Linked DNA regions of Homo sapiens: region 1 is linked to region 2. Evidence: chromatin loops called from intact Hi-C (ENCODE). Cell type or tissue: sigmoid colon. All regions are shown on one strand.

The links. Hi-C counts contacts between places; a loop is a spot of excess contacts. Peaks named below come from ENCODE experiments on the same cell type or tissue, not always from the same donor. Only the 100,000 strongest peaks of a DNase experiment are listed, where the experiment ranks them.
Region 1: a loop joins it to region 2, with 4 times the contacts of the local background. A loop is called at or near these places in 2 of 110 quality-filtered maps.

The regions. Positions count from the first base shown.
Region 1 is chr1:183,134,902-183,139,901 of GRCh38, forward strand. It overlaps LAMC1 (laminin subunit gamma 1), which reads left to right. Exons shown (of 28, transcript NM_002293.4): 24 at 141-255; 25 at 1,485-1,684; 26 at 2,768-2,926. It overlaps LAMC1-AS1 (LAMC1 antisense RNA 1), which reads right to left. Exons shown (of 3, transcript NR_149048.1): 3 at 3,501-3,679. Among named protein-coding and RNA genes, the nearest start is that of LAMC1-AS1, 3.9 kb to the right of the region's middle. In sigmoid colon, no CTCF peak of the experiment used is centred here; no DNase peak of the experiment used is centred here; H3K27ac peaks cover 452 bases.
Region 2 is chr1:183,309,930-183,314,929 of GRCh38, forward strand. All of the region lies in intron 1 of NMNAT2 (nicotinamide nucleotide adenylyltransferase 2), which reads right to left. Among named protein-coding and RNA genes, the nearest start is that of NMNAT2, 110 kb to the right of the region's middle. In sigmoid colon, no CTCF peak of the experiment used is centred here; a DNase peak (open chromatin) is centred at 1,882.

The DNA.
Region 1 (5,000 bases), 180 kb before region 2:
GACCCCAGTGCTGAGAGAGCAGCCTAACAGATTTTATGCTGGCAAGTCTCAGGGTGGCACCTCTGGAGAGCCTTGTCTGTCCAGGAGACAGAAGGGATTTGCTTTGAGGGTTCATCCTCTCATCTGCCATGTGTTTGCAGACCGCAGACCAACTCCTAGCCCGAGCTGATGCTGCCAAGGCCCTCGCTGAAGAAGCTGCAAAGAAGGGACGGGATACCTTACAAGAAGCTAATGACATTCTCAACAACCTGAAAGGTAGAAAAGGCTGAGATAACAGGGGCAAATGCTTCCGCCACTAGAGTGATTTTTTTTTTTAATCATGACTTTTACCATATTTATTACTTCATCCCCAACTCCCTACTTTTTTTATGCTAAAGTATTTCAAAGGGAAATCCCAGAGCTCCTGTCATTTTATCCCTGCATACTTCAGTATGGATTTTTTTTTAAAGATGTTTTCTTATTAGGCAAACTCACATAACCAAGATGCCTATTTAGAGAACTTATATAGGTAAATGGAGATTATCTTTCATTTTCTCTGCCAGTGGCATCTGATTCTTTGTTGTTGTTTTTTTTTCTTCACCCCAGATAGAAGAGAAATGTGACCAATTCACTGAGCAACTGTGAATTCTTGTCTGATAAAACAGTCATAGGTTCTATAAATAGAGAAGCTTTACAGGATGCTTTACAGGGTACTAGTTGAAAATATGGGCCAGGCACGGTGGCCTGTAATCCCAACACTTCGGGAGGAAGGATCACTGGAGGCCAGGAGTTGAACACCAGTTCCTCACTGGGGAATATAGTGAGACCCCATCTCTATAAAAAAAAATTTTTTTTTTAATTAGCCGGGCATGCTGGCACATACCTGTAGTCCTAGCTACTTGAGAGGCTGAGGTGGGAGGATCCCTTGGGCTCAGGAGGTCAAGGCTGCACTAAGCAGTGATTGTGCCACTGCATTCCAGCCAGGGTGACAGAGTGAAACCTTGTCTCTCAAAAAAAAAAAAAAAAAAAGTAGTAGTTCAAAATATGGACTCTGGTGTCAGTGGGCCTTGGTTCAAAACCCTGCACCCTGCACCACAGGTCATGTAACTTCTTTAATCCTCAATTTTCTTATAAAAATGATACAGCCTATTTTATGTCAAAGACACAAAGCTCTTAACTCAGTACCCGACACACAGTAAACACTAAATAAATTGCAGCTTTTAATAATGGTTGAGGTAGTGGTAATGGGATGCTCAGCGCTCTGCATTTTAAAGCACATTGTTGAAGTAAGAATTCTATTTCCAGAAACGGAACATTTCTATAACACTAACTGGGAGACCTATTCTGTAGAGATGTGTAATTTCTAAAATTTCAGCCCATGCTCTCTTCCATTTTTTACCCTGACTTCCATTGTTCATAAAACAAAATCCAGTTGGAACTCCCTGAAAGGCCCCCTTTTTACTTGTTGGGAGTTTAGCTCAAATGTGTCCTTGAACTTGTTTCAGATTTTGATAGGCGTGTGAACGATAACAAGACGGCCGCAGAGGAGGCACTAAGGAAGATTCCTGCCATCAACCAGACCATCACTGAAGCCAATGAAAAGACCAGAGAAGCCCAGCAGGCCCTGGGCAGTGCTGCGGCGGATGCCACAGAGGCCAAGAACAAGGCCCATGAGGCGGAGAGGATCGCGAGCGCTGTCCAAAAGGTGTGCGTTTCCTCTTCTCCAAGAGTCCCTGCCCATATCTTTCTCTGGTCACTTTCCAGTTTCTTTCCAGACCCTCAGAGCCCTTGCAGATTTTTTTCCTGAACTTCAGTAAAATTGTCTTAAACCATATTTGTCTTTTTTTTTTTCTTTTGACTAGGCATGAGAGTAGGTATCCACATTGAGGAGGGGAACTCAGTAAAAGGGTGCTTTACTCTAAAATTTCTACTATGTCTCAGTGTGAGGTCTGGCTTCAGAGGTCTATAGAGCCCATTCCCACAAAAAATCAGACTTTTTCTAAATAAACATTCTTCTTTGACCTAGACAGGTGGTATTTATTTCAATACTATGTAGTGTGCCTTATCAATATAACTTTCAAGTCCCCCTTTCAAGTATATTGCCATATGTAAGCCACTCCTAGGAGAGACTTCCCATAGCTGCCATTGCTAGGATTCTTTGAAGTCATCTTCAAGAATAATGTTTTTTAGTTTGGCTTTCTCTTATTTCAAGGTCAATCTGTTTGTTTTATTTAAAAGAGAGATTGGAGCAATTTTAGAATTAGGTATTTAAGAATCAGAGAAACCTCTTAGTTTCCTTAGAACAGTTGGCTTTTGGATTAATTATATTTTATAAAATACTCATATTTCAGGATTGTGGTCTTTTTGTACATTATGATGAACTGCCAAGAATGAACCAAGCTAGCTTTGAATTTAAATTTTACCTCAGCGAAAGCATCTAATCAATATGATGTCGTAGAAAGTGTATGCCATTAAATGTTTATCATTTGCTGTCTGTATGACCCCAACTAAAAATAGCAATAATAGAACAGAAGTTTCCAGGATTAAAGAAGAGGATACAAATGAAAGTGCTAGATAAAATACAAAATGTTATTATGTGGGTAGTAATTTTTTTTATGATTATTTATAACCCAAATTGATAATGTAAGTCATGAGATAGTATAAATCAATATATTATTATTTCTGGATTATATTTTTAAGACATTTTATAAATTATAAAAGGAGCGGGAGCATACTTGAGAAAAAGGAAAGCTTTTTTAAAAAAAGTACAATTTTCTTTTGTGCCTAGAATGCCACCAGCACCAAGGCAGAAGCTGAAAGAACTTTTGCAGAAGTTACAGATCTGGATAATGAGGTGAACAATATGTTGAAGCAACTGCAGGAAGCAGAAAAAGAGCTAAAGAGAAAACAAGATGACGCTGACCAGGACATGATGATGGCAGGGATGGTAAGAGGTTTTGGTATATTTGCTCATTGGCAGAAAGTGAACAGTGTTTAATAATAAAGATCCCCCACTTGTTGAGAAGAGTCTTTTTTATATTGACTTCTGTTTTTCATCACATTGTCTCGTCAAGAATTGGGTTAGTAGCTTACATAGAAGACAAAGAATTTGGATCTTCTGCCAGGTAATTTTGTTGCACAATTGTCCTGTCCCAAAGTTACTCAGTTAAAAGTAAAACATTGCTTTACACGTTTGAGGTTTTAGGACATTAAAAGTATGTGTTTATATTTTTCACTGGGTAATTCATAAATGTTAATAAAAAAGGAATGCAATGAAGTTAATTTTCTTCTTATTCTTGTTCTCCCAGCACCTTTAGAGACAAAGACAAGTTTCTTGTATATAAGAAATTTTTGAAGATGGCATTGTCTACCACCCCACCAAAACATATGAAACTTACATCTAGTTTAATTTTTCACGTTTTGTGATAATGTGTATGCAAGGTACTATTTGTAACAAAATTGACTTGTCAATGGATGGCCCAAGGAAGAACTAAGGTCCATTTTTCTGTTCTATGCTATATTTTGCTTTGAAAAGACTTTAATGGAGTCACAGTAGGAATATTCTTTTTCCAGTTGGGTGTAGCAATCACGGTAATGACATACACGAACTTGTGGTTACTTGCTCACTTTCAGTGGCAAAGAAGAGGCCGTCGTTCACTGCTGCCAGAAAACATAGTCCCTCAGTGTGGGTCATTTTCATCTTGGGATGGAAAAAAGAAGTACAAAGCCTGTTAATCTCAGTAAAAACTCTAGGGAAGTGATAAAGGAAACTATCTCTGTGCAACCACCTAATTTTATTATGCTTTTTACAGGTAGGGGGGTGGATGTTGGTTTGGATTGTCCTGATTTTCTCCGTTATGGTGTGGCTCAAGTAAAAATTCCCATAAAGGTGTCTGGGCGCAGTGGTTCACTCCTGTAATCCCAGCACTTTGAGAGGCCGAGGTGGGTGGATCGCCTGTGGTCAGGAATTCGAGACCAGCCTGGCCAACATGGTGAAACGCTATCTCTACTAAAAATACAAAAATTAGTTGGGCATGGTGGTGGGTGCCTGTTACCCCAGCTACATAGGAGGCTGAGGCAGGAGAATTGCTTGAACTTGGGAGGTGGAGGTTGTAATGAGCCAAGATCACTCCACCCTGGGCCACAGAGGAAGACTCCGTCTCAAAAAAACAAAAATTCCCATAAAAAAAATAGATGTTTCTCACATGTTGAGCATATATGGATTTCATTTTTAATATGATTGTAGAAACATTAGATTTAAAGCATATTGAAAAAGAAAACAGTATATTCTTTAGGAGCTTCAAAAAAGGGTTTTGGTTTAGTTCAAAGGGTGAAAGAAGATCTTTTATTATTTTGGTAAATAACTTCTAAGGAAACAAACCACCCTCACATGCACTATCTCATTTGTATTTCTGTCAATTCTGAAAGGCCAGCATTTGGCCAGTATTATTTGAATCTGTATTGTATTTTTTAACCAGAAGAATGAAGGTTTATAGCTTCATTCTTTTGGAAGAGGAGGCTGGAGACCACAGGTTAAATGCAGGTGCATCGCTCTTGGCCGGCCCTGGCAGGGTCCTTTCTCCCTCCTTTTACACTCGCAGACAAGCTTGTGGATGCTCAATAAGGACAGCTGCCGTTTGGACAGAGATTAATCATTTATTTGTGAAGGTTTTTTCTGCCTTGCTTTCTTGTTCTTTTTTAAATCTTCACATTGTTTTGATCCCAAAATGTTTGTGTTGTCCTTACTCAAAACTAGGAAAAACAATTATGTGGTAAGAGGCTCAGAGCCACTTACTTAAATCTCAACTAGATTTATTTGTGAGAACATCTGTTTTCTGATATTTAGACACTTCCTCTTCCATTGCTGTTTCCTATGACTCATGCACAGTTATTTGTTCAGGTTTCATGGAATTTCCCAAGTGTATTTACCTTTGTTTGGTTTTTAAAATGTAAATTATATTGCCCCAATAAATGAGTATGTGTGTCAGGGGGACTGTGGCTGGGTCATTGCATGTGGAGGG
Region 2 (5,000 bases):
TCACCCTAATTTAAGGCATTGCAAATATTTTATCCTGGGTGAACCTTTTCAGTACTTTCCTGAAAATATAGGGTGGACACCTGAAGAATCATGGAAATTCGCTTTGAGCAGTCCATAGCTTTGTTCTTGGAATGTAAAAGATGAATTTGGTGACCTTTACAGAGAGAGCAGTTTTAGTTAAAGAAGAAGGAGAAAGACTGCCTGGAATAGGTAAATCTGGAGAGTCAACCTGGGTGGGTCTCAGACGGACTCTCCCAAACATTCTTAAAATACTGAATTTCTAATTGTTCAAAGAACTTGGCCTGGTGATCTGAATCTTAGTATCTCTAGGCCAGCTTCCTGTACTGCCCTGATCCTGGGACCGCTTTCAAAAGCTCCTTGCATGAACAGCAAATGCAGAGTACAACATCATTCTAATGCTTTAGAACTAGCACCAGAGTAATATAGCAAACCCTGTCTTCCAGAATGCCTCTGATATAAAATCATAATTATTCCTCTTTCCTTCATGAGCCTGAGTTTGAGTCAAATGCATCCAGCCTGCTCTGGTCCCTCTCATGTCTCCAGTGATTTCCCAGGAAAACCAGGAAGACCCCTATTCCTAAAAAGGTTCTAGATCAATCATTTTCAACCAGGGTTGATCACCCCCCAGGGCACATTTGGCAATGTCTAGAGACATTTTTGGTTGTCACAATTGTAAGAAGAAAGTGCTACTGTCATTTAGTTGGCAGAAGCCAGGGGTTTTGCTTAACATCCTATAATGCACAGGACAGCCCCACAACAAAGAATCATCTGGTCCAGTTTGTCAACCGTGCCAGGGTTGAAAATCCTGTTCTACACATAAACAAGGCCTCTGTTTTAAAGGGAAACTAGAAACTCATAATGCCAACACAGGTGGAAGAATTATGGCCCCAAGGGAAGGAAAAAAAAAAAAAGCAGGGGCATTGGAATTTCACAGTCTGTTTTTCCACCCCTTTTAGCACAAGAGACTGTTATTGGAAAAAGTGACCAAGTCAAATAGCATATGACAAATCTCCCACATGACAAAGGGATTTCCCAGCTACCCACGCGGTCGTAAGAGATTAGTCCTAAGGTTCCCGCTCACCCTGTGAGGCTGCTTATGGAGATTTGCCCCTGCTTGAGTGAGGTGCCCTGGTCTAGAACCAGCTCCTGCCCAACTGTCTTCTTCCTTCACTATCCACTCCCTTCCCTTTGTTTTGACAAACCAAATTCCAGTCTAGGGTGTCAGGTACTGAAGCTTCAAAATTCACCCTGACCTGACAGAATTAATGGTTTCTGTGCCCAGTCATTAAGAGCACAGGATTTTGGAACAAGCAGAGTGAGCGATTTGGGGAATTCTTGGCCAAAGATCAAGAAAGCCTCTTTCTCCTTACAGGCCCTAATTAATTAACTGGTTCTTTATGAAAAACTGTGAGGGAATAATTCAGAAAAGAAGCAGTAAAAGGATTTTTCAGCAGTCTTTCATTTTCTAGATTCAAAACAGTATTAGGTAATAATTAGGTAAAGCTAATTGCACTGGTGTCTTGGCACTGGGAAGGTTATTTTCTCCTGAAAGTGAAAATGGTGGGGATGGACAAAGAGGCCTGTCCCCAGTCAAGCTCCCTGACAGGACCTGCCTACCACTTCTCAGGGGTCTGCTTTACAACCTGAATGATTAATGGCCACCATGAAATCTAGTTACTGATTTACTTTTCTCACACAGGATCCAAGAAGTGGGCTTCTCAGAACAGAGTTAAGAAAAGAGTTGTGCAGTTCACATCACACGTCCAGTCCCTACACACACACACACACACACACACACACACACACACACACACACGCCCTGGTGTTCTGCCCAGTGTAAACCATGTGACATGGCTTGGCTGTGTCCCCACTCAAATCTCATTTTGAATTCCCACATGTTGTGGGAGGGACTCGGTGGGAGGTAATTGAATCATGGGGGCAGGTCTTTCCCATGCTGTTCTCGTGATAGCAAGTAAGTCTCACCAGATCTGATGGTATTATAAGGGGGAGTTTCCCTGCACAAGCGCTCTTTTTGCCTGCTGCCCTCCATGTAAGATGCAACTTGCTCCTCTTTGCCTTCCAACCACAATTGTGAGGCCTCCCCAGCCACATGGAACTGTGAGTCCATTAAACCTCTTTCTTTTGCAAATTGCCCAGTCTCAGTTATGTCTTTACCGGCAGTGTGAAAACGGACTAATACACCATGACAGATTTAGAAATTTATAAGCATACTATGAAATAGAAGATAATAATTTTTTTGGTAGGCACATTAGTCACAGGTTTGGAATTTCTTTTTATTTTAAATAATTTAAGGCTTTTTTTTTTTTTTGAAATGAGGTCTCACTATGTTTCCCAGGCTGGTCCCAAATTCCTGGGCTCAAGCAATCCTCCTGCCTCAGCCTCCCAAGTAGGTGGGATTACAGTAGGCATGAGTCACCACACCTGGCAATTTCAGATTTTCCAACAAGCTGCAGGAATAGTACAAAGAACCCTCATATACCAATCTCCCAGATTCCCCATTTGTTAATATCTTACCACATTTGCTTTATTTGTTTTGCTCTCTGTATATTTATTTTATTACTTTTAAAACTATTTAATAGTAATTGCCTTACAGTTCCTAAAAAAAAAAAAGACATATTGGTGACAGTTTGTCAAGCTCATCTTTTTTCAGTTGAAGAAAGTATGAATGTTTGGCAAATGGCCTAGAAGTCTGGGCCTGCTAAATAGGATTTTCCAAGTATCCCTCAGGATATCTGGGTTCAAATCCTGACTCTACTTCTTTCCAGCAGTAAGATTTTGGATACCTTCCTAAGTCTCAATTTCTTCATCTGTAGGGTGGGATAATGACAGTATCCCTCTCAGGGGTTGCTGTGAGGATCAAATGAACTAAGTCCCTAAATAAGTCCATGCATGGACAGGTTCAACTGCATATGCCACCATGTTCAATAACAACATTGCTTCATTATTAGCTACTATTATCTCCTTTTCCTTTCTCATTTTCTTGTAATTATTCAAGGTTATTATTCTCAAGTATTTCCCCAACTGTGTCTTTTCCAATGAAGCCCAATTCCAGCTTTCACTCGTGGAGCTGTCATGGAACACTCAGTCTCTCTAATTTCTCTCTCCCACTGCCAGCCCCCAGCCCCCATCCCCTCCTCCCCCAACACGCACGCATCTATTCAATTTAACCGGAACAAATTCAGAAGCTTACAAGCATACTATAGGATACCAAAGAACAAAGAACCATTTCTTGTAAGGTTGTTAAAATACTTGTGATTTAAAGCAGGACAAACCTGAAGAATCCAGCATGCCTGAGATCACACATCTCTGAACAATAGGCTGTGATTTGAGTAATTACCCCTGAAGAGAGGGAGGTACCTGACTTCTGGGTATTTGGTCAACCAGCTGGACTTTCTTTCCTTAGGCATGGATAACTGGGTATTTGGTTAGCAAGGAAAAAAGAAAATTAATGTTTAATATAAACATAATATTCTTGGCACTTCCATTAGATGTTTAGAGATTTTCACTTTCAAGCATTTCTTTTTTTGAGATGGAGTCTCGCTCTTTTGCCCAGGCTGGAGTGCAGTGGTGCAATCTTGGCTCACTGCAACCTCCGCCTCCTGGGTTCAGGTGATTCTCATGCCTCTGCCTCAGTCCCTCTGGTAGCTGGGATTACAGGCGCATGCCACCATGCCTGGCTAATTTTTGTATTTTTAGTAGAGATGGGGTTTCACCATGTTGGCCAGGCTGGTCTCGAACTCTTGGCCTCAAGTGATCTGCCTGCCTTGGCCTCCCAATGTGCAGGGATTACAGGTGTGAGCCGCTGCGCCCAGCCAATGGGAAATATACCTTTTAAAATCCAACAACAACAGCACATATTAATCAATTACTAATTAGTACCAATGGGCAACCCTGCAGAGGAAGGCTGGAAGAAAGGTCTTGAAGCAGAAATCTCTGCTTCCAAGGGCCTCAGCTGCAGCTGGGATTTGTCTCTAGGGCCCTGATAGGTGTGTGGCCACTGAGAACAGGGTGGCTTTTGCTGAGCAACAGCTTTGAGCCACATGTTTATGAGACAGGCTCTGCCAACAGCAATTCCATATGAACAACAGAAGCAGTCTTCAGTGTCTGCCGTGTGGAACCTTGTGCCCATTTCTAGAGGTGCCTATTCACTCTCTTACATGCCTTCAAACTTTGTGCAACTATTTGCCTGTAGGATAAGATCCAAACTCCCAAACAGAGCAAATATAATGGGTTCTTTAAATCTGAGCCCTACAGCTCTCTCCTGAACCTGCTGCATGCCCTTTTCCCCCAGCAACATATGCCTTCACTCATGTGTTCCTTCTGTCTCAAATGCTCTTCCCTACCTTGGTAACCCCTGCCAACCCTTCAAAATCCAACTTGCCATGCCACCTTCCCTGACTTTCAGAGCTGGAATGATCTGTCCTTCCACAAGTCCATACATGCCACTGTAATAAGTTTGATCCCATTTTCTTGGGAGCAGCTCCAGGTCAGTCCTGTGCTTTATTCTTCTTTGCATCCCCAGCATCTTGTCCAGTGTCTGGCACCCAACTGATGCTCAGTTACTGTTTGTTGGGTTAAACTGGAAGGCATAACCAGGTCAGGGGCAGAGCAGCCTTGGCTATGGCATTTCTCTGTTTCTAGCTCCTCCTTATCAACTAGACATTTGACAATACTCAACAAGCACTCATGGTGTGCACAGCCTTTTGCTGAACTACAGTGTATGCATATGTAAAAGTGCAGACACCTTAAAGATAATAATTCACTGGACATGGTGGCTCATACGTATAATCTCAGCTACTCAAGAAGCTGAGGCAGGAGCCTTCCTTGAGCCCAGGAGTTTGAAATTACAGTAAGCTATGATGGCACCACTGCACTCAGGCCTGGGCAACAAAGTGAGACTCCATCTTTAAAGACAAACCAACCAACAAACAAACAACAAGCAAACAAGCAAACAAACC